Linked DNA regions of Mus musculus: region 2 is linked to region 1. A link is a loop called in an ENCODE intact Hi-C map of the cell type or tissue named here. Cell type or tissue: left cerebral cortex. All regions are shown on one strand. Links, peaks and the distances in the headings refer to the core of each region. The heading gives the core; the rest is flanking DNA. Region 1 holds the start of Atp1b1 (ATPase, Na+/K+ transporting, beta 1 polypeptide). Region 2 has its middle 43 kb from the start of Dpt.

Region 1 (7,034 bases), core at 2,035-7,034:
CCCTCATCCTTACTTCTGGCGACTGAGCCTACATACGCATCTAGACAAGTGCTCTACCACCGACATACATACTCAGGCCAACGGCTTTATTTCTAAAGCTGAGAGAAGATGCCTTCTTTGGTGCAGATACTCTAGAGGAATTCAATCAGTCCAGCCCTGACTGGGGTGTGAAGGAGCAGCTTCGGTCCTCCAAAAGCTCCAGAGAGTTGGTACCAGTAACCCACGGGTCTCCCAAACATATGGGTGAGTCATGACTTGTTGGCGACACCACTCACCTCTGTTTTGCCAGAACAAAGCCAACACCATTCTCTATATATCGTTTTCTCTTGGTTGCGGCCACCTCCACCATATAGGCCCTAAGATGGAAGGAGATGGAGAAGCTTAGCTTGTCTCAATACACAGATGTCTTGTGGATTCATCAGTTAGAAAACAGAACAGCAGAAAATTATCTTCCAGTTTCCAAGCCAAGCAACGTCCTGGGCCTCCAAAGAAAGGTAAGAAAAATACAACTTACCAAAGAAGCTAGGTTGAAAAGGTCTCTTTGGGGTTCTGAGGCAAGGTCTCATGGAGCTAGCTTAGCCTCAGATTTATGCAGCAGAAGATGACTTTGAACTTCTGGTCCTCTTGTCCGACCCTCTGGACTATGAGGATAACTAGAATCTTGATCCTTAGGCTACAGGGTCTCTATTTGTTATTTTCATACTCTCCTCACATAGGTCATAGACTCCATTCCAGACCTAGGGATATAGAAACGTGTCGAAAAGACCACAAATGGAAGCAGTGGAGGACAGTGCCTATTAGTCTCCATTTGCCCATTCAAGGTGTCTGAAACCGGATCCCTCTCAGAGAGTAGTTTCTCTAGTAACCATGAGGCAACCATTATAAAGCAGAGTGACACCCTGTGGACTAATCAGGAGTCCTTCTTGATAGATGGTGAGGGTATTCAACCCTGCCTCTTGTCCACTTACAGTCCAGCCACGTTGACCGGTCCACAGCCTTTTCCCAAGCCCTCCAACTGCAGAACTGTACACCCCAGCTGCTTTCCCCCACGGCCTGCCACTGAGCCATTTTCTTCTGCAGTGCACACAGCTTCTGCTGCCAGGATGAGTCACCTCGGCACTCATCCCCTCAGCCCCTCCACTCTGTACTTAAAATACTCCGGGGCTGGCCGAAAAGAACCCCGCTGTGTGTGAGCACGTGTGTGAGTGTGTGAACGTGGGGTTGGCAGCTCAGCCTTCCGCAGCCTCTGCAGAGCCTGAGTGCATTCTGTTTGCCAGAGGGCTTTAGAGAGCTGACTGCTCCAGGGAGTTCTGTTTTCGGCTCTGGTTCTCTCAAGCAGGCTGCCAAGTCGCACTCTTCCCTTTGTGGGCACCTCCATTTTAGTCTCCCTGGCTAGGGGCAGAAGAATCTTATAGGTGATGTGTTCAGTCTCGTCTTCTCAACCCCGTTTCTGGATGGCCATCTTGCTGCAGTCAGGAATATCTATCTCATCCTGCTTTTACCTGCTGGACCCTGTCTCTGCCCCCCAGGTAAATGCTCTATCAACTACAAATGCAACTGGCTGTTTTCGGGAGTTGGAATCTGTTATCCTCACTTGGATAACGCCCCGCCCCAGTCAGTTCTCGGCTGTCAAGTCTGTTTAATGCTTCACCTCTGTCCACCCACACAGAATATTAACCTTGGGCAGAACCAATCATAGGATACCAGAACCATCTCTTTTCCCTAGCCAGCACAGAAAGATGTCTGACAGTTGTTCTCTCCTTGAGCCCTTATACTGAGCTGAATACACTCTTTCTCCAGTGAACTTGCACAGGTACTGCGGGAACAGCGCTCTTGGTTGGTCCACACCCAGCTGTGTGCTGCACCTGCTGGAGGCACCCCTCCCTCTCGAGAACCACACACATTTCGATTTCAACCTGCTGGTACAGCACCCTTCACAGAAGGGGCCCTGGAACAAAAGCCCAGCCCAGTACACTCCAAAGGGACATTATGTGCTTGAGTTATTCATTACTTGAGTTAGCCGAGGTCATAGAGCAGGAAGCACGTTGGGAAGAGAGGGAAAAGGTGGCATTGAGGGTGGGGAATTAGTCAGGGTGACCTTCCAGGTGAACTCAGAGTCCTAGTTAAGTATCACAGTTAAGATGGTCAGTCATAAAGTCATACCAATAGCCTCAAGGTTAGGCAAGGTCACGTGGAAGGAATCATAGTTAAGCTAGCTACTTAATAGCTTTTGCTATGCACCAGGCACTGTGCTTAACACTTTCCCACATCCTTCTTTTAATCCTGGCTACAATGTATCACTCTAATTTTACAGCCCTGGGAACAGCCCTGGTGAACAAGCGCCTTGACCAAAGTGGAGAAGCTGGCAGACCTGGAAGCGGGGAATGTGAATACCTCTCTGTCTCGGTTTTCCCAGGGCTGCTCTAGATGGGAAGATGGTGAAATGCATAAGACAGCTCCAGATGGTGGAGACTGGCTGGGCAGGTGGAGCTTGAGGTGAGCCAGAGACAGAAATGGGTCCCACATAAGTGGGCTGAGATCATGTTCTCCCATGGCAACACTAGCTCTGGTGGGAACAGGGATGATTCTAAGGAACCTAAAGGGGGATGCTGCGATGGCCCTGCATGCCTGACCTGCGCAGAGCTGAGGAACTCACCTGAGAAGGGGAGAAATCTACCCAAGGAAGACCGGGCAAGGGCAAGAAAGTCAAGCAAGCTTGTCTCCCACTCCCCACTCCCAGTATAACTGGCATTTATCATACAAGTCGACAGCTAAGGGGCAGCACTTTTCTTTTCTTTTCTTTTCTTTTCTTTTCTTTCCTTTCCTTTTTCTTTTCCTCTTCTTTCTTTCTTTCTCTCTTTCTTTCTTTCTTTCTTTCTTTCTTTCTTTCTTTCTTTCTTTCTTTCTTTCTTTCTTTCTCAATAGTAAAGAAAGTTCTGATTTAAAACCTGCCACGATGAACTGTTTGCAAACTGTTCTGGGGGTTTGAGGTACACTGGCTATGAGGAATGGTCACCGCATCAGTCTTAAGAGTCCTCTTACTCACTTTTCTTTCTTCCTCAGATGTGTAATCCTCCTGCCTATCTCCAGTCTGGGATTATAGGCAGAAACCATCAAACTCCAGCCAAGTCTCATCCCTTTTGAAGCTACTTACACCCTACTTATTCCTTATGGTTTTTTTTTTCCTGATTCTGCCCACGGGGTTTCCTCCCTCATATATATATGAGGTACACACACACACACACACACACACACACACACACACACACACACCTCCCAGTGGTCTGGTCTGCGGAATCCCCTCCACAATGTAAGTTCTGCCTAGAGACAGTGGCATCAAATCTACAGGTACAGTCTCTTCTAATAGCTTACCAACCACAAACTTGGGTTTTTTCCAAAATAAACGCTGCAGGGGCAAAGCAGAGTGACTTCTTTCTCAACAAGCTGCTCTCACAGTTGTCCTTGACACAGTGGGTCGGCAGCCCCTGTGGACTCCATGAGACTCAGTTGCTATGTCTCCCCTGAATTTTGGGTATTTTAAGGTTTTCTTCAGTCTTGCAAGTGGGATTAATGAGAAAAAGCTCATTTTTGCATCCCTTCGGTTTTGTCCTTGGGCCTGCAAGATTGACCTTGAAAATGGCAGGGTGTCTTGGGAACCCATCTCTGTGTTGGGAAGGTCTTTGATAAGAAGCTAGCTCTTTGCGCGACCGGCCAGGTCGCTCCAGGGACAGGCTTTTCTGCAGCCACTGCAGAAGCCTCGCCATGTTTTCTGCTGTGTCATCACCATAAGAGCTGTGTGGAAAGCTGTTCAGGGGCTCGGTGGATGAAAATAAGGGCGGATTTTCAGCCAACAAGGATGGAAAGAATGGTCATGTCCAACACAGTGCTCTGCGACATCTTGACATGTGAGCTGGGTCTTCCCAAGTGCTCTGTCATTCCAAGAATTCTACAGTATAGGGTAGGGGTGCCCCCAGTGAGACAGAACAGTAAGCCAATGGGAATACCAGCCACAGACCTGGGCCAGGAGAGTCTTAGGTGGCTGGGTCACGTGCATAAATTGTTCCCCGGGGTCTAGACTGGCAGGAGCCACAACCGGTTCCCAGCTACAGCCCAGGGTGGGTTTGGCAATTGTCCGGATTGAGGTGGTTCAGGCCGCCCACAAGCACAGACCAGGAGTCAGGAACCGAGGCTGCCCGCTGGGCTGGCCTGCAGAAGAGGGACGGGCCGGAACTGCAACCGCAGTGGCAGAGAGTGCGAGGGGGCGGCAGGTGCATAAGCAGAGAGGCGGAGCAGAGCTGGGCAGAGTCACTAGCGTCCTGGAGTGACCTTCCCCCACCTGGCCATGGCCTAGGGGAGGTGGACCTGCAGTAAACCCCGACCAGTACGAAGGGGTAAGACCAGTACGAAGGAGTTGAGGTCTCCGAGGTTCCCAGAGAGCGATGCAGGTGCAGGCCACAGCATTGGCGAGCGGGGGCCGGGAGGACGAGGAGGATTGTCCAGGCACAGCTCGGGGCAGAGAGAGGGCCAGCAGAGCTGCGGGAGCAGTACTCACCCGCCCCCAGTCCCTCTCCGCACCCCTGCTGCGGTGCCAGCCCCTTTAGCTTTGCCGGCTCCTTTGTGCGGGGCCCCGCGCCCGCCCCTTCGGGGGCTCAGGCCCCGCCTTCTCGGCGCTGGCGATTGGCTTGCCGTGCCGCCGGTAGGCGGAGCTACGGATGGTGGAGGCGCGGTATATAGTAAAGGTAGGGCGTGCGCCCTCAGCCAATTTCTCGGCTCCTGGCCTGCGCGCCCGTGTGCCGAGCCCGCGCTCCACTCCGCTCGCCCTTCCCGGTGACTTTCCCTCCTTGTCCCTGGTCCATCTCGCCAGAGGTCACAGCAAGCAGAGTGGTGCAGCTACAGCTTGAAGCAGCAGCTGCGGGGTTCGCTGAGCCCCCCGGAAGGCGATCGGAGTGCGGGGAAAGCCCGAGAGCGGCCGCGCGCCCACCTCTAGGTGCGGGGCTCGGAGCCGCCCAGCCCGCGCGCGCCCTCCTCCCTCGTCCCTCCTCCCTCCGCCCCCGCCGCACCTCCCCCTCCTCCCGCTCTGCCTAGGCTGCTCCGCGGCGCGCCTCGCACTCGGAGAGCCGCAGCGGCAGCGGCGCGTCTCGCTTTCGGAGACAGAGCCGGGCCGCGGGGACACCGAGCAGCCGCCGCGAGGACGCCCAGGGCGCGCGCCGCACTCGCCCTCCCTCGGCCTCGGCCGCCACTGCTGAGCAGACACCATGGCCCGCGGAAAAGCCAAGGAGGAAGGCAGCTGGAAGAAATTCATCTGGAACTCGGAGAAGAAGGAGTTTTTGGGCAGGACCGGTGGTAGTTGGTGTAAGTACGCGCTCCGCGGCTCTGCCGTCGGCGCCTTGGCTTTTCTTAGGAGGCGCGTCTGTACGCGAGCACTGCGGACAGTTCGGCGCCCGCGGGGCTGACCAGGGTGTTAGGGAGTGGGTGGTAGGAGCTGCTAGGAGCGTGCGGCCCTGGGCTTGGCATCCAGTGACAAATGTGGGGGGTCCCCAGGATGCGCCTCGGGTGGGGAGCTGGAGCTAGGGTTTTGGGTATGGTAGGGATCTTCGTTTCCTAAGCCTTTCCTCCTGGGAAATTCGGTCAGGTTCCAGGAGCCTATGTATGTACCCTCCCTTTCCATCTCCCAAGACCTTAGAAAAACGAGATTTGGGGCCGTGAGCAGAACTCACGAGCGTACCTGTTCTAATGCAGACGATGCTGCGATAGATAGCATCATTCTTCCAGTCTAGAAATGTATCTAGAATGGATAGGAACGGGGAGAAGAAATGCATCCACACTGCAGTCCTCACACATTGCAGTCATCACAGCCCAGAAATGGCCCAGTGAGCTCCATTCATGGCTCGTTTTTTAAGCCTTGGCTAGACATGGTGTTTTTAAGCTCTTCATGATACAAACGAAGAAACAGGTTATATTAGAGCATTTCATGCAGCCTGTTGCTTCCTTGGCTGGACTCCCCCTCATACCCCATTGAAAATTACATACCGTGTTTGTTTTTTACCTCCTTACACTGGAAAGGTACTAGGTTTTTTTTTTTAAGGTCATTTTGAAGGGCATAGTTGTAGACAAATCCATGAGTCGTGACTGCGGAAGGGAGGGAGGGAACTCCCCTCTGCTGCATCACTGCCCCCCTCCTTCTCCAGTATCACCATCACCACCAGCTCCTCTACCTTCTCTCTCGCCTCCTTCCCCCTCCCACCCCTATAGCAGCAGCATTGCAGGAACTAAGGGAACCCTGAAAACTAACGATGCGATGCTGCGTTCCTGTGTGGGGAGGGTCTATGGAAATAGACTGGAGAATGAGTCAGGGAAAAGAGCGCTTGGCTGACATTTTGAAAAGGAAGAAGCTGGGATGTATGATTTTTTTTCCTCCTAAAGAAAAAAAAAATGCAGTTAGGGAGCCTCTCAAAAATAAAGGGTTAATAATGCATCATTCTTCAAGGTTATGAAGGTGACGCCTCATTCATTCCACGGTATTACCAGGGAGCATAGGCATCCCTGAGCCATGGGAAAATGGAGTCTTAAATGGATGGCTTTTTATTTCGCCTTATATTCCATTTTATTTGTGGAGACTGTCCTTCCATGGGAGTATGCCCGTAGCATACCCGTGTTTCTGTAACGTGGAAGGAGAGACCTGAAGAGATGTGAGGTTTGTAAAGGATGACCAGCCTGGGCTATTTCCTAGCAACTCTTTGTAACTCAGCTAGGAGGCCTAGGAGGTGCACTGCGGAATTGGCCCCTCCTCCCACGTTGGCTAGGGCTGCTTTCCCTGGTGGTCTGGCCCCTGCAGCAGCATCACAGGACCAAGGGGGTGGCACTGACGCCAGGGACCTTGTGAAATTTGCCCTCTAGTGTTTTTCCACTTCTTAAAACATCTTTCTTTTCCTCATTCCAATCTCACACTCCTTCTTTGAATAATATTTGCTTTAGAGGGTAAGGAAGGCAGTATGGAACAGCTTGTTCTTTAAAGCGACATTTAATGGGACAGC
Region 2 (15,959 bases), core at 4,933-9,932, 300 kb before region 1:
AGAGTTGTGTTTTATAATTGTCTTCATGAGTAGCATGGAAACAGTAGGTGGCCCAAAACAAATTGGGATATATGTCTAAATTAATAAAAGGAATGATGGGGTGAGCAGATGGGATACTCATATGTGACCTCCCACACATCTTTATAAACTTAACCTGAATGTCAATACTAACTTAGTTACATATCAAGTATGATAAATAAGAAGAGCCCTTTAAGTAGGTAGATTTCAGATATCATTTAAGCTTTTAAAGGAGAAGTGTCTACATAGTATAAGATCCAATTCAGTCATCTAAATACTCAAAAAGAGACAGCATATCCATTCCAGTCTGATTGCTTTAGTTGTCTCCTATGATGGCTATTTAATGATTCTATTTTTGGGCAATGGCTTGGCCAGCAGTTGATCCAGAAATTTATGCACAGGGGTCAAGACTCAAGTCCTATCTCCAGTCTCCTGTGTTCCAGAAGGAACACATTCTACAGCTGTCACGGTCCATCCACAAATGATATGTGTTCCAAGTTGGAGCTCCAAGTTAATTTATGCTTTAAACAAAGCACAAATTAAATCTAGATAGAATTCACCCAAGAAGTTTGAGGAACTCGGAATAATGGCAGCATGGAAATATGACCATTTTCCAAGAAACATTAGCTCATAGGGCTACCAGGGCAGACTGACATCACCTCCTCCATGTGCAGACCACTCCCCAACAAGGGACTGAAGAGTGCCTGGTTGGCTTGTTGAGCCACGATGGAGAATCTCTGATAAATTAAGAAGACTTTGGGTGATTCAGTGAACATCACTTCCTGGGAGAAATGTCATTTTCTGACAGGGGGAAACTTGGCTCAACGATTTACCTAAAGAACACTTTAGAGAATAAATTCAGACATTAAAGGGGTAGCCAAGGTATAAACAACAAACATGTTTCTTCTGAATATCATAAGACCGCTTCTAAATCCTCCAGTTTAATACTACATGTAAGTTTAAAAGGGGGGACAATTACACAAGCAATGTTTGAAGGCCACACCCCTTCCTGAGTACAATGGGAAGCAAAGACCTGTGTCTCCCAAAAACATTTACATCTCTGGGTGTCCTGGGGTAACTGCCTTTTCTCCCAATATGCTCCTCCTCCTTCCAATAGCTTCCGTAGGTTTAGTACTACTATCTTATCTAGCAACACAAAACATTATCACCTAGAACCCTCATCTTTTCTTCCAGGTTGATTACCTGAGGGAAACATAGATCTGATCACATATCTTCCCTGATTCCATCCTTTAGTCCCTCATCAGAGACGGAATGAAATGATTTCCTCAGCATGATGGAAGAGAGTCTTCAACCCTTGAGCTGTCTTTCCAGGCACCGCTCCTACTAGAATTTTCTAACATTAAAGTTGCTTTTGTCTAAATTATATTTTATTGTTTGAGAACTGTGTATACTGGTGAGTGTGTGTGTGTGTCTATGTGTGTGTGTGAGAGTATGTGTGTGTGAATGAGTGTGTGTGTGCATGCTCACGCCTTTGTGTCTCTGCGAGTGCTGTGAATGTGTGTGTGAATGTGTCTATGTGTGAATGTGTATGTGTGTGTGTGCATGTTTTGATCAAGTCCACCCTATTCCCTCCCTTCTAATCATTCTCTTATCCCCCTAACATTACTCCCTCCCAATTTTGTCATTTTTAAACTCAAAGTACACTTAGCGCTTGCCTGTGTGTTCTAAGACACAGGACCATCCATCTACTACTAATACAGGAATAGCCTCTTGGTGGCCTCCTCCTTAAAGAAAACTGATTCTCTCCCCCACTTTCAACTGCTAATAGCGCCTTCGTTAGGGGTGAGACTCCTGACAACCCTCCCATAGAACCCCACCTCCATCCACCATACTGGAATTTTATCTGACATGATCTTGCACAGACCTTAGGCATGCTGTCACACTGCTGTGTGTTCACATTTGCAACTGCCTTGTGTCTGGAAACCAAAATGATAACAACAACAACCAGTCTCCATGTAGTCACTCTCCTCCCTACAGTGCTTCTCTCTGCTCTGCCTTCTAAATACTGAAGCTACAGGCACGAGCCACCAGTCTGTCTGAAATTTTCCATTTCACGGTCCAATAAATTTTTTTATTGTTAAGCTAGTTGGAAATTGTAACTTGTTCAGTGCTCACAGGTTCCCATTTCAGCCTTCTAACTGATGCAGCCCTGGCTCCTGCCCCTGCATCCCCACTTTAATAAAGAGAAAACAAAGCACAGGTCAGGGAACAGATGTGCTCAGAGGAAAACAGGTGCAGATTTGCTCTGAGAAGACAGGCTTCCATCACCGGGAGTGTCCTTTCTCCAAGATTCCTCAGCCTGCTGTGTATATAGTAGTAGATTTCCTATGTAAACTGGTATTTTAGTGGCTTTTCATTTACCAGGTGGTGACAAACCTATCCCTTTGGTCCCCAGAACTCCTTGAGTATGTAACACTAACTTGGAATGAAACCATATGGGTAGGGCCACTCTGCTTTCCTGACCCCTTCTTAAGTCCCTGTGTCACTTGTGTGACTTGATGTCTGCCTTGTGCAGTCACATATACACAGGGAGAGTTTCCATAGCATCCAGCAGGTATGAAGGGTACTCCTGTGAAATATGCATCTTTGAGTAGATGTGGAACATCAAATCTGACTCATTTCCATGTTTCCAAGTCCCCCCACCCTGCCCATGTGTGCAAAGTTTTATTGGTCTGTTCATTTGTCATTGAAAAGATTGTTTTTTTATCCACATCTTTCTGAATGCATCTCTGCCTCCACCCTTCTCCTTTTCCTTCATCTCTTTCTCTTCTATATCCACCGTGCTTTGAAGCCTCCCATCCTTGAATCATGTCACTACTATTTAAAGAGGTAGAAACCTTTTCTGTGTTCCAGCTGGACATGTGCTAAATGCAGTGGTTGCTATAGTAATAACTCCTCCCATGCCGGAACAGTCATATCAAAGTAAAAAAAAAAATAACCTTTTCTATGAGCAAGAAATATGAAAATAAAAGGATTTACTTGCAAAGTATACCACATGCCACTGGTGTTATATTCCATGAAATTAGACTTTCTAACACTTTATTTAAAATACCAACAAAAGACCTACAAACAGCCAACATAGATTGCTTATTTTCACAGGTACCCTCACCCCATAAGTCTTTCCCAACTTATTCCCATGATTATATAATTCTTCTGTGTCTCCAACACACTTAAATATAGATTTTTTTTCCTTTCCTGTTAACTATTAATATTAACTGACAGGTATATAGATCCCTAAGCACACAATAACATGTTTTATGTGTACAAGATGTTCTGTGCTTGCTTCCTGAGGATGCCCATCCTGTGGAAAAGGGAAGAGAGATGTAGGACTGGTAGTGTTAACAGTGGTAATTTCTTGAGGCAATGGTTTTGAAGGGCCCGATGAAAGAAACTGACATTTCTAGGACAAGCACCCTCTCTTTCTACAGAGGGAAAGGAAGCACGGGTAGAAGCTGAGGTCTGTGTTTGTGGTTTGCATGGTTAAAACTGCAAATGCTCTAGTTGATGCTGTCTGAAAACACACACACACGCGGGCGCATCAAGTGTAAAAAACGAGTCACAATGATGGTTGCGTTAAATACATTTCTCATTGCTAAGCCAGCAGCCAATTGCCAACACTCTATTGAAATTCAGTTTGTTAATTACTTACTTAATTACTTACTTACAGTGATATCTAACCTCTTTTAATCAGCTCATGGTCATTGTACATGTTTATGGGGTAGTGTGACATTTTAGTACATGTATACAATGTTTAATGAGTATGTGACAAACAGTAATTGGCACCCTCACCTCCTTGTCTCTAGAATCCAACATTTTGGTTTGCTTTTATTTCTGAAACCACTGTCTTGACTCATAGTGTCTTTGTTCTGCATCTAGACTCTTGACGGCTTCCTAACTTGCCTTCCTATTTCTAATGCAGTTTCTGCCCTGCAAAAATAATTACATCTCTAAAATATCATCTCACTGATTAGTTTCCCTAGTTAAAAACACCTTCATGGCTTTTCAGATTCTATTGAGAATGGAAGCCAGCCTTCTATGACCAACCACCAAGATGTTTCATCGTTTAGACCCGCCTACTTGTCTCTCCTTCTTGCATACTCTCACAGCTCATACTAAAATGCTTACAGGTCCTTAAATGTATCCCTGCCTCTTGCTGTCTGGGAGTTTGTGCTTCTTGTCCCTCTGCCTGATTCACTTCCTCTTCCTTCCTAGTCTTGGCATGATGAATCGTCATGTGCTCCTCTTGAATGCCATTGTGTCAGAAATCTGTCCTGATCTTCCAGGACTAGAGTGGCTGTTTTTCAAAATGGAACCATTTCTATCTTGGCCCCACCTTAAGTAGCATTCATTTATCTCTGTCGTGCTGTAAGTAATACTTATTTTCAAAGAAAGCCCACATCCCATTTATCACTGTTTCCCTAACATCTTGCACAACAGCTGGCTTATAACATGCATTCTTCAAATCATTTGTCAGATAAATTTTTTAATTAAAAAAAAAAAACTTGGCACTCAGAATGATCAAAAGCCTTGCCCAAAGTTCTTTGCCAAGTAAATAAATGGTAAATCTAAGCCTTTATCTCCCACCCCCTTTACCTCTCCCCTCTCCCATAGCCCCGGCTCTTCTATATGGTAAGGGCTCATAAATGTCTACTTACACTCATAACTCTCTTCAGAAGTGAAGAATCACATCTAGTGGTACATCAACCTTTCTTTCTACAAGGACAATGCCCAAACTTAGCACCACTTAACTAATTCAGTCTCTATGCTCTCTTAAGAATGTTTAACTGGCTTGGGAACAGTGCAATTCATCTTTAATCCCAGCACTCTGGAGCTGGAAGCAAGCAGATCTCTATAAATTCAAGGTCAGCCTGGTCTGTACAGAGATTTCCAGGCCATAGTGATATAGTAAGACCCTGAATTGGAAAAAAAATACGGAGAAGTAACAGAAGAAGACACCCAGTGTCTGACTCTGGTTTCTGCATACATATACACATGTGTGTGCACACATATGCACACATATGTACATATATACATATAAAGGAGAAAGAAAGAATGAAAGGAAGGAAGGAGAGAGAGGAAGAGAAAGAAAGAAAGAAAGAAGGAAAGAAAGAAAGAAAGAAAGAAAGAAAGAAAGAAAGAAAGAAAGAAAGAAAGAAAGAAAGAAAGAAACTAAGTCTAACTGGATTGAAGTGTAAGTAGATCTTGTTCCCAGACAGTGTGCAATGTGCTAATCAGAGATGTGCAGAGACTGGACTGTTGGGAATACAAAGAGGGAAGAAGCCCAGGTCTACCAGGAGGACTAGTTAAAAATGGAAGTGGTTACATAAAAGGGTTCACAGTAAAAATCTCAACACTATTCTTCTTTTTTAAAGTTATGACATTAGCAATAGTTGAGTTCTGTGTTCCCTCCTCAGATGGAAGATGTTCTTGACTTTGGCTATAAACATCTGCAATTCCGATTTAGACTTCTCCACAAGAGCTGCACAATCATCCTATTTTGGCTTCCAGCTCAGTTACTCTGTTACAAGCTTTGACTCCACAACTCTGGGGTAATAGAACACAAGGGCATAGTTTGAAAATAGAGCATGCATCTGCTGCGGATTGTTATTTTGGTTTAATGAGGACTTGCTGTTTCCTGAATTCCTATAATCATTTGATGAATTGTGCTGGTGACTTGCTCTGCAGGCTTTGAACATGTGGTACCCATTGGGGTACAGTGGCGGGGGGGGGGGGGCCTAACTCACCCTCTTCCCCATGAAAGCAATCTTCTAGTAAAACATTGTAAGGGCAAATGTGTGTATTGATTGCTGGCTAAATAGAGAAATGATGCAGCGATGGATAATTTGCTTCGCTGAATGAAGAGAAGATCGGCTCCACCCCATACTAAATACTCTCCGTTCCATGTCCTAATGTATGCCTGCATGTGTAAAGCATGTTAGGGGTTGTAAAGATGGATAAAACAGCTCGACCTTCACAGCATTTCTCAAAAGGAATCAGGAGCCATATCCACACACAAGAAAGGCAATCTGGGATGAGGGCTATTTGAGGCATAAGTAACCATTTTATTTGTTTACCCTGGCTCAATTTGCAAAGAACTTCCATGTGCATTGCCTCGTTCAGTCCTCACAATGGTCCTGAGTGTCCTGCTAGTGTCTTCATTTTGAAGTTACAGATGATATAGGATGAGAAGAGCAAATACCTTGTTCAACTTCCCACAGCTAGAGATTAATATGGATTTCTAAAATCCCAGCCCCACAGCTGAAGGCCATGGGAAGCTGAGAATGTAAACAGATACCATGAACTCTAAGTTTCATGGAGGACATGTAGCTTCAACTGTGGCTCCACCTTCCAGATGAGTCGAGTCAAAAGAAGGAAAGGAATCCCTGAGAAAGAGAAAATACCTGAGCTAAGAACTCTGAGGTGTCTGAGGTGGTGAGAGATGAGTAAGGGGATCCATCCCATAAACAACCACCAAACCCAGACACTATTGCATATGCCAGCAAGATTTTGCTGACAGGACCCTGATATAGCTATCTTTTGTGAGGCTATGCCAGTGCCTGGCAAATACAGAAGTGGATGCTCACAGTCATCTATTGTATGGCACACAGGGCCCCTAATGAAGGAGCTAGAGAAATTACCCAAGGAGCTAAAGGGGTCTGCAACACTATAGGAGGAACAACAATATGAACTAACCAGTACCTCCCAGAACTGTGTCTCTAGTTGCATATGTAGCAGAGGATGGCCTAGTCAGCCATCAATGGGAGGAGAGGCCCTTGGTCTTGCAAAGATTATATGCCCCAGTACAGGGGAATGCCAGGGCCAGAAAGCAGGAGTGGGTGGGTTGGGGAGCAGGGCTGGGGGAGGGTATATGGGACTTTCAGGATAGCATTTGAAATGTAAATAAAGAAAATATCTAATAAAAAGAAGCATGACTGTGTGTGACATTGTTTATGTCATCAAAACCAATGCATCAAATAAAAACTGTGGATGGTTTTAAGCCATTTATATGTTTCAGAAGTATTCTTGTCCTCACAGACTACTGATTTTGGAGAAAACCTACACACAAAAGAAGTGAGACTAAAAAGAGTGTCTTAGATAGTAGTCATATTATGATGTCCACATGAGTTCTAGAGGTGTAGAGTTTTATTTTGATTTATTTATATTTCCATTGATGTATTGATTGGCCTCAGGGAAGTCAGCTCTGGATTGTGGGGATCAAATTGCTCTAAAGAAATCAATGCATTCAGAGGTATTCACCATGGAGTTAGTCCCTGACAGTGTATTGAAAAGTTCAGAGTGAGCCGAAGTGCCTCGCTTTTACCTGGTGAGTGTTCTCAGATGGGCGTGTGGTGTGTGGAGCTGCCAAGGGATGCTCATGGGCTTGGAAAGGATTGAGGGGTTTAAGGAAAATGAGTGAGTTCTCTGTGTGAGGTGCGGAACTATGCTGACTCATCCCATTCTGAAACCAACCAACCCCCATGGAAGAAGGAAGGCAGACTGTGAAGGCAGATGCTGCTCTTAGAGCCAAGGCAGGCAGAAGTGTAACAATTGGATGCTGATTGACTCTAATGTGTTCCTGGCAAGAGAGTGGCACACACAAAAAATATGATGTCACTCAACTATCAGCTTTAGACAAGCAAATGTATCACAAATGCATGTACAGGTTGTCAGAGCTCTTCAAGGAGTTAAGCAGCCTACCTGAAGACTGTCAGCCTGTGGCAAAGCCAGAATTGCAAATGAGGTCTTTCTGATCTCCAACTCTATGGCAACTTTATATTAAAGGGTAAACATTTTAATATACAGACTCATAACGGGTCAGAACACTACAAATGATTGACAGGGGCATGCTCAGCCTTAAGTGCGGTATTATCTGTCCATCAGAGCCAGAGGATGGGAAGGGTGCACTGCAGTAGGTGCCTTCTGGACTTGACATGGCCTTTGCCTTCATGAACTCAGGGCAGATGTGTTTTCCTCCACAAGATCTGAATAAGATTGGCCTGGTGAACCATCCATCATGGATAAGGGAGGGGCTTATGAGGCCCCTCCCTCCCTCGGGGGACTACCGACAGTTAATGAAGGCTGGTGACTATCATTTTCTTCAGTAGTGTAGCCACAGATAAGCTGTTCATGCTCCAGGAAATAACCTTGGGCTCCTGGAAGCAATCCTAGTTAAACTCAGTGGCTCTCACACTCAATGGCATAGATTTAGGATGCCGACTTCTTGGGAATAAAATAAATGTTTCAGCAGCAGGAGTGTATATATTAGGTACTTTGCTATCGCTGTGATAAAACAACATGACCAAGACAACTTAGAGAAGAAAAGACGTATTTGGGGCTGACAGTTCTAGCCAGTTCAGAGTCCATGACCATCATTGCAGACATCATAGCAGCAGGCAAGCAGGTATGGCCCTGGAGCAGAAGCCGAGAGCTCACAGCCTGATCCATAAACAGACAGCAAAGAAAGCTGATGAACTAGAGTCTTTTGAAACTGTTAGTTCTCCCCTGGTCACATACTTCCTCCAGCAATACCATATCTCCTAATCTTCCCCAAACAGCCACTAGCTGGGGATGAAGAATTTAAATCCCTGAGACTTGTGTGCAACACTTTATTCAAATTAACACAGAAGGGGAATGAGAGAAAGAAATGGGGGTGAAAACATCAAAATTCCCTGTATATGTGTGTGAAATTGTCAAGGAATAAAAATTAAATAGTTAAGAAGAGTGATCATTTTGTCAAAGTTTCTTAGATGAATTAATTAATTAGCACAGTAGAGGTGCTAAACCCCAAACTAGAAAGTTTGCAAAGATTGCAAAGTGTTTCATGTACTAATGTGCACATGCATACTGTGTGTGGGATGTTTACATGGTGTGCATGCGTGTGTGTGTGTGTGTGTGTGTGTGTGTGTGTGTGTGTGTGTGTGTAAGAAGCAAAGCCTTGCTCTTGTTAAGCATGTGTCCTCCTGAGATACAATTCTACTTCATTTCCTTGTACGTGGCTGATTGTGCAGCACAGTTGGTGGAATGGCTGCTCTCTTCCCTCCACTGAATTATCTCTTCATTTTTATCTAAAAAGCAAACTGACCATACACATGTGAGCTTTATTCTGAATCGTTTTATTGATCTGTTTATCAACAGTCTACATCTTGGTATTACTGTAGATTTACGGTAAGTGAGATAGCTTAAATGTTCCAACTTCTTCCATCTTCTGCATGGGCTCATTGATGACTTTAGTTCTTTTGAATTTGACCTAAAGTTCTAAGTCAGCATTCTAGTTCCTGTAAAAACACCTTCTGGGCCTTGTATAATACTCTCTGGAATCTCTTCATCATTTGGGGGGCAATTGACATTTTAAAACCTTTTTATTTGAAATAACTATAGATTTAGGGGAAGTTGCAAAAGTGATATAGATTCACAGAGCCTTCAACTTATTTACCCCAACATTTTCATAATAGAGTTAACACATTATGAACCAATAAAACCATGCATCATGTGTGTGTGTGTGTTTGTTTTTTGAGTTTTTCTGTTTGGTGTTTTGTGTTTGTTTGTTTGTTTGTTTGTTTTGTTTGTTTGTTTTGTTTGTTTTATTTTTTTAAAACAAGGTTTCTCTGTTTTAGCTCTGGAACTCCTGGATCTCACTCTGTAGACCAAGGTGGCCTTGAACTCACAGAGATCTACTTGCCTTTGCCTTGCAAGTGCTGGGATTAAAGGCATGTGTCAACATCTCCTCGCTGTGTGTGCAGTTTTATATCTTTGCAACACATGTAGAATTGCCTAACCATCCCCACAAACATAGTACAAACTGTTCATCATTCCAAAAATGCCTCTAACGCAACTGCTTTTATACGCATCCTGTCCACCATCCTCAGTCATCCCTTCCCTCTGAAAACTGTTCATTGACTCATCGTCTCTCTCTATATGTTGACATAGAAACACGATCTAAAACTACAATGAGTTACTACCTCATACCAATTAAAGTGTTTAGGATTAAAAACAACAACAACTGGCCACACCAAATGATGAGGAGACACAACAGGATTCAAGTTCATTGCTTGTGGAAGTATAAAGTGGTACAGTCACTTTATAAGTCTCTATAAGAACAATCACACTCCTTAGACCTCACTTAAGTAAGTTCAATATGTGTGGCCATATAAAACCTGAATACAGATAAAGTAGCATTATTCAGAAATGACAAGACTGAGAAGAAACCTGGTGTCCCATAGGTGAAGGGATAATAAGTTCAATACACCCAGATGGTAGAATATAATCTAGCCCCAAACAAAAAGAATCTTCATGCCACAAAAAGTCAGAACTTCATAAACATTTCACATAAGCATGACAGAAGGTAATCAAAAATGTAACATATTCCGAACTATCATAACATTCTGGGGAAAGGTGAACATATAGAGAGTAAAAAGTTCAGTGGTTGCTAGGACCTAGGGAAAAGAGGAGTCATTGATAGAACATAGAAGATTTTAGAGATGCTGTCAATAGATATTTATCCAAACCCACAGAATGCACAACCCCAAAACTGAAATTTGAGGGTATATATATATATATATATATTCCATTGGGATCACCCTTCTACAGTTTGAATATGCCACATTCATCATCCATCTGTTCACCTACAAAAAGGTATTTGATTGCTCCAATATTTGGGTTATCACATATAAACCGGCCAACAATTGTACACATGGATTTTTCTTCATATGTAAGTTCTCCTGTTTCTGGAATGAATGAGAAGGACTGTATTTCCTGAGCTGTAAGTATGGGTTTAGTTTTGAAAGAAACTGCTAAGCTTTGTCCTACGTGCCTAGGGTACTATATATAATTACCGACTACATAAGGGAGGCCCGGTGCATCATTGTCTGTCTGACACTGTCTCCATGTTTTTATTTAGGTGTGCTCACATGTGGGTAGGGAAGTGGGCATCTAAGAATGAATCCTCGGAGTTGGCCATTTTTCATCATGATGACAAAAACACCTGTACCAGTTTAGGAAGGCTTTCCTCCGGATTAGTTTCAGGGTCTTCAATCCATCACTACTTATCTCACTGGTCCTGTGTAAGAGTGGGGAAGAATAAGGTAGGGAGTTCATGGCAAATCAGAGCCATGAACTTGTGGAGGACATAAGGCAGAGAGGTTGAGAGAAAGAGGCAGGAACAAGATGTGCCCTTCAGAGACATGCCCGTAGTGACCTACTTCCCTGGTTTCTACCATCTTCCAACAATGCATCAAATTATGAACCAACTAATGTATCCACTGATGAAGCTAGAGCTCCTACAATCCAGTCACACCCCAGAAATCCAGAAACTTACAATCAAGCCACACAAAGCCTTTTCAGGGATGCAAATACCCAAGCCATGACAATTCCCGAATCCATTAAAATAGCTTATCTTACTAGATCTTCTTTGAGTTCTGTTAGGAATGTTTGTATAGTTTCCAGTTTGCAGGGATTAGACCTCTCTTGTCTTCTTTATTACTCTGCATTGTTTATATTTTTGCTACTATAAATGCCAATTTATGATATACAATTGCTTGTGGTTAATGTGTATAAATATAATTGATTTTGTGTATCACCTTTGCATCCCGCAAACCTGTTATGTTCAATTATCAGAGCTACTGATAAGATTCTGCTGAACTTCTACAAAGAGTAGCATATTATTGGCAAGAGTAAATGTCTGTCTGTCTGTCTGTCTGTCTGTCTGTCTGTCTTTTCTTTCTTTCTTTCTTTCTTTCTTTCTTTCATTCTCTCTCTTTTTCTCTCTTCCTTCCTTCCTTCTTTCCTTTCTTTCTTTCTTTCTTTATCTCTCTCTCTCCTTCCCTCTCTCCCTCTCTCCCTCCCTCCTTCCCTCCCTCCCATCCTTCCTTCCTTCCTTCCTTCCTTCCTTCCTTCCTTCCTTCCTTCCTTCCTTCCTTCCTTCCATCGGTTGGGACTTTCAGTATAATGTAAACAACCTGGTTACAGTACCTATTCCTCAGTACTTTTCCTAGTGTTTTTCAGTGTTATTTTACTCATTGTAGAATTTTTCTAGATGTCTCTTACCAGAATTTTCTCTTACTATAGTGCTGAGTTTTAACAAGCAATGGGCTTTGAATTTTTGTTCATATTTTTCTGCATAGCAGATTGCATCGGTTGATTATTTAGATGTTAAACCAATGTTACATTTCATGATGAAGTACATTTATTCATAAAGTATTCTCTTTTCATATAAAAATGTCATTTTCTCCAAGATTAATTGAAGAGTTTGCCTACATTTATGAGGCTGGAGGGATAACTCCGGGGTTAGTAACACCTGCTGCTCTTGCAGAGGACCTGAGTTCAGTTCCCAGCAGCCACACACATTAGGTCGTTCACAGCTGCCTATAACTCCAGCTACTAAAGATCCAATATCCTCTTCTGGCTTTGCTGGGCACCTATACTCATATGCACACATACACATAAATATTGGAAAAGCCAATATTTTTAAACAGTTTAGTTATGAGCAGTATATATCCGTGATGTCCTTATGACTGTTTTTCTCTTTCTCTGTTTTAGATTCAGAATCTTGCTGGCCTCATCATTGAGTTGGGATGCATTTCCTCCTCTTTGCTTCTTTGACAGAATCTGTATAGAGTTGGCACTACCTGTATATGGATGTGGTGAAGATGTGTAGTTTAAAAGTTTTCTTTACAAAATATTTAGAGCCGCAAATTTAATTTTCATAATGGATACACAGCAATTCCATTTACGTGTTATTTCTTGAGTAAGCTTTGGTGGTCTGTGTGTTTTCTAGAATTGATCCCATTTCATCCAAGTTGTCAAACTTGTTGACTTAATAGCTGACAAATTTCCCTTATTTACCATTTTAATGTCTATCGATGCTGAAGCTACACAACTCCTCTCCTTCCAGTGAGGATTGGTTTCTTTCTCTCCTAATCAGTCATAGGCAATTTTATTATCTTCAAGAAAGGTCAGTTTTTCCACTTACTATTTTTCTCCACTGTTTTCCTTTATTTCAGTGAATTTCTCTTCTCACCCCATTCCTTTTGCACACTTTCTTTCCCTTCATCATCTTATTTTTCCTAGTTTCTTACATTGAGACCTGAGGTCACTAGCTTTTGAAATACCTTATCCTCAACTTCTAGTGTTTTAACTTATCTATAGTCATAATGCATGCTTTATAAAATATAATGTTAAATACCCTTCGATTCATTCAGAATATAGTTTTGCCTTGAAGATGATCATTTGGATAAACGTTTGATGTAGGTGGAGCGTTGTATAAATGCTAATCAGATCGAGTCAGTTGATAAATGTTCAAGTCTTCCTTACCTACTACTTCCCTCTCCACCTGCTCTGTCAGTTATAGAAAATCGTCCCTGTGCTTGTGGGTGTGTCTATATCTATTTACAGCTCTTATCATCCTTGAAGCTCTTTCTGCATTGTGACTTTTTATTTATTATATTAAAGTTTATTAATTGTGTATACTCCTGCTAAGCTAACTCCTCTTTTATTAAATGGAACTTTTCATTTCTAGTAATTTTTGTTACAAAATCTAATACTAATGTAGCTATTTAGTTTTACATTTTAGCAAAGTGTATTAATTGTACATTTTTAACATTCTTTTACTTTTAACCCATTTGTGTTTATTCAAAGCTATTTTCTTATGAGAAGTATATGTTTGTATATCGTTCCTTAGTCTAACCTTAAAAACATTGCTTTTTTATCAGGCTGTCATTCATCTTTACATGTAATGTGATTATTGACATTGTTGGTTGTAATTCTGACATATAACAGATTCGACTTCATCATATCTCATCTGTTACTTCTACCCTTCCTTTCTTTTCCTGCCTGGTTTTTTGTTTTGTTTTGTTTTGTTTTGTTTTGTTTTGGTTTGGTTTGGTTTGGTTTGGTTTGGTTTGGTTTGGTTTGGTTTGGTTTGGTTTAATATCCCATGACTATACTTCATCCTTCTTTGTTGGCTTAAGCAAACAGCATGCTTCCCCCTTCCTTGGATGCTTTAAGATTCATATATTTAAACAATTAAAGCATATGTTCAGGCATTGTACTTTTCACAGACATAAATAACCACGATCATAATCACCTCAATTTTTCCTCTGTTGTTTTTGATGTCCACAGCAAGACTTGGTTTTACTCACCCGTCACACACTGTTGCCAAAGGAAAGCCTGCTACCTTATACTTCTTTCCCTGCATGGCTAGTTCTATGTTCTCCTCTGCATCTCTGGCTTGAAGATATTGGCTAGGCCCTGTAGAAGGGACGCCTTCTGTCAGAAATAACCAGCAAGACATTGTCCATGGTGACGTTTACATGCAGCACAGAGAGGACCACAAAAGTTGAAAAGAAATCAGATGAGAAACGTTGCTGCTGGTGATTATTTGGGGTAAGAGATGGCAGATATAATAATAATATAAGGGTAATAATAATGGTATTTACATCAAGATTGTATGTCTAAAAGGATTAAATCTAAATAATAGAAGAAAGAACCATTTCCTAGACTTTCAGTTATACTGTCTTTTGGGTGGTTCACTTCCAGGTGTTATGAGTACTTCCTCTCTGTTGGTCCAAAGCTCCTCTAACCACACTACTTTCTGCCACTAGGAGAGTCAGAATATTTTAATATTAAACTGAGAAAAATTCTTCTTCACTTAAGTTTTCATGGTTACTCTTACAAAAATTTTAGACACATACACACACAAAAATGAGAATGTGTGTATATATATGTATATATATATATAAATAAATATATATATATATATATATATATATATATATATATATATATATATATCCAGAGTGGAAATATTTATATTCTTGTATACCCAGGAGCAGAACTTTTTTTCACATCCTCAGAAATTTAGAAAGTTACTGTCTTATAATAAGTTGTTAATAAAGATTTAAAATACCAAGAAAGAAAGAAAGAAAGAAAGAAAGAAAGAGAGAGAGAGAGAGAGAGAGAGAGAGAGAGAGAGAGAGGGAGGGAGGGAGGGAGGGAGGGGGAGGGAGGGAGGGAGGGAGAGAGAGGGAGGGAGGGAGAGAGGGAGGGAGGGAGGAAGGGAGGAAGGGAGGAAGGAAGGAAGAAAGGAAGGAAGGAAGGAAGGAAGGAAGAAAGAAAGAAAGAAAGAAAGAAAGAAAGAAAGAAAGAAAGAAAGAAAGAAAGAAAGAAAGAAAGAGAGAATCAGAGAGAGAAAACTGGAGAATGCTTTCTAGACATTGTTTCCATTTTCTACTATGTTAGAATCATGCATGAGAGAGTGGTGAGCAGTCAAGGCATATTTTCACTTTACATAGAGAACAGACAGCACAATGACAATACATTAATTAATATCATGATATGTAAAACTTTCAAGGAGAAAATGAGTCAGTTCTGTTAGTGTACAAACATTCACTTCTCCACACTTCACCCTCAATTTCTCCCTTGAATTCTCTTCCCTAAAAATCTATCACTCCAAGAAAACCAGTGCACATGGAAAGTATCTCCTAGGGTGCTTTCATGGTTAACATCATATGGTAATTTCTAGCAAATAAGAGCACATGCATTATAGCCCAAGCCAGGTCTGTCATTCTACTGCTGACATTTTCTTTCTGCATGACCTAGAAGACTCACTGAAACTGTAAAACAAATGTGATGAATTAATTCCTACACAATAAACCAGAGCTTTTCAAAGACAAAACACCACAGTATTTGTGAAAATATCAAATACAAGGCCTATGAAAATATTAACGTTCATTTTTTCCAATATAAATCAACATCTCCTAAAGAGGAGCTGAAGGCTCATAAATAGACTAATGGCCACCATGTGAAATAAGTTTATCAACAGTGTACTGTACTTGGAGTGGAAATGAGATGAACTCCAGAATTTGTGATACTCTTAGAATGGCAGCTGGTGGGAAGGGGAAAAAAAAAGAGAAAGAATTTCAAAA

Evidence for each region. Hi-C counts contacts between places; a loop is a spot of excess contacts. Peaks named below come from ENCODE experiments on the same cell type or tissue, not always from the same donor. Only the 100,000 strongest peaks of a DNase experiment are listed, where the experiment ranks them.
Region 2: a loop joins it to region 1, with 6 times the contacts of the local background. A loop is called at or near these places in 10 of 42 quality-filtered maps.

Annotation. Positions count from the first base shown.
Region 1 is chr1:164,456,079-164,463,112 of GRCm38, reverse strand. Atp1b1 (ATPase, Na+/K+ transporting, beta 1 polypeptide) reads left to right here and starts at 4,758. Exons shown (of 6, transcript NM_009721.6): 1 at 4,758-5,352. The coding sequence starts at 5,256. It overlaps Gm32391 (predicted gene, 32391), which reads right to left and starts at 4,590. Exons shown (of 4, transcript NR_168343.1): 1 at 3,373-4,590; 2 at 515-737; 3 at 276-356. In left cerebral cortex, for the core only: a CTCF peak has its summit at 4,695; DNase peaks (open chromatin) are centred at 5,406, 5,633, 6,195, 6,788 and 5 more places; H3K4me3 peaks cover 4,452 bases; H3K27ac peaks cover 4,397 bases.
Region 2 is chr1:164,745,512-164,761,470 of GRCm38, reverse strand. No RefSeq gene overlaps it. Among named protein-coding and RNA genes, the nearest start is that of Dpt, 43 kb to the left of the region's middle. In left cerebral cortex, for the core only: no CTCF peak of the experiment used is centred there; DNase peaks (open chromatin) are centred at 5,562 and 7,499.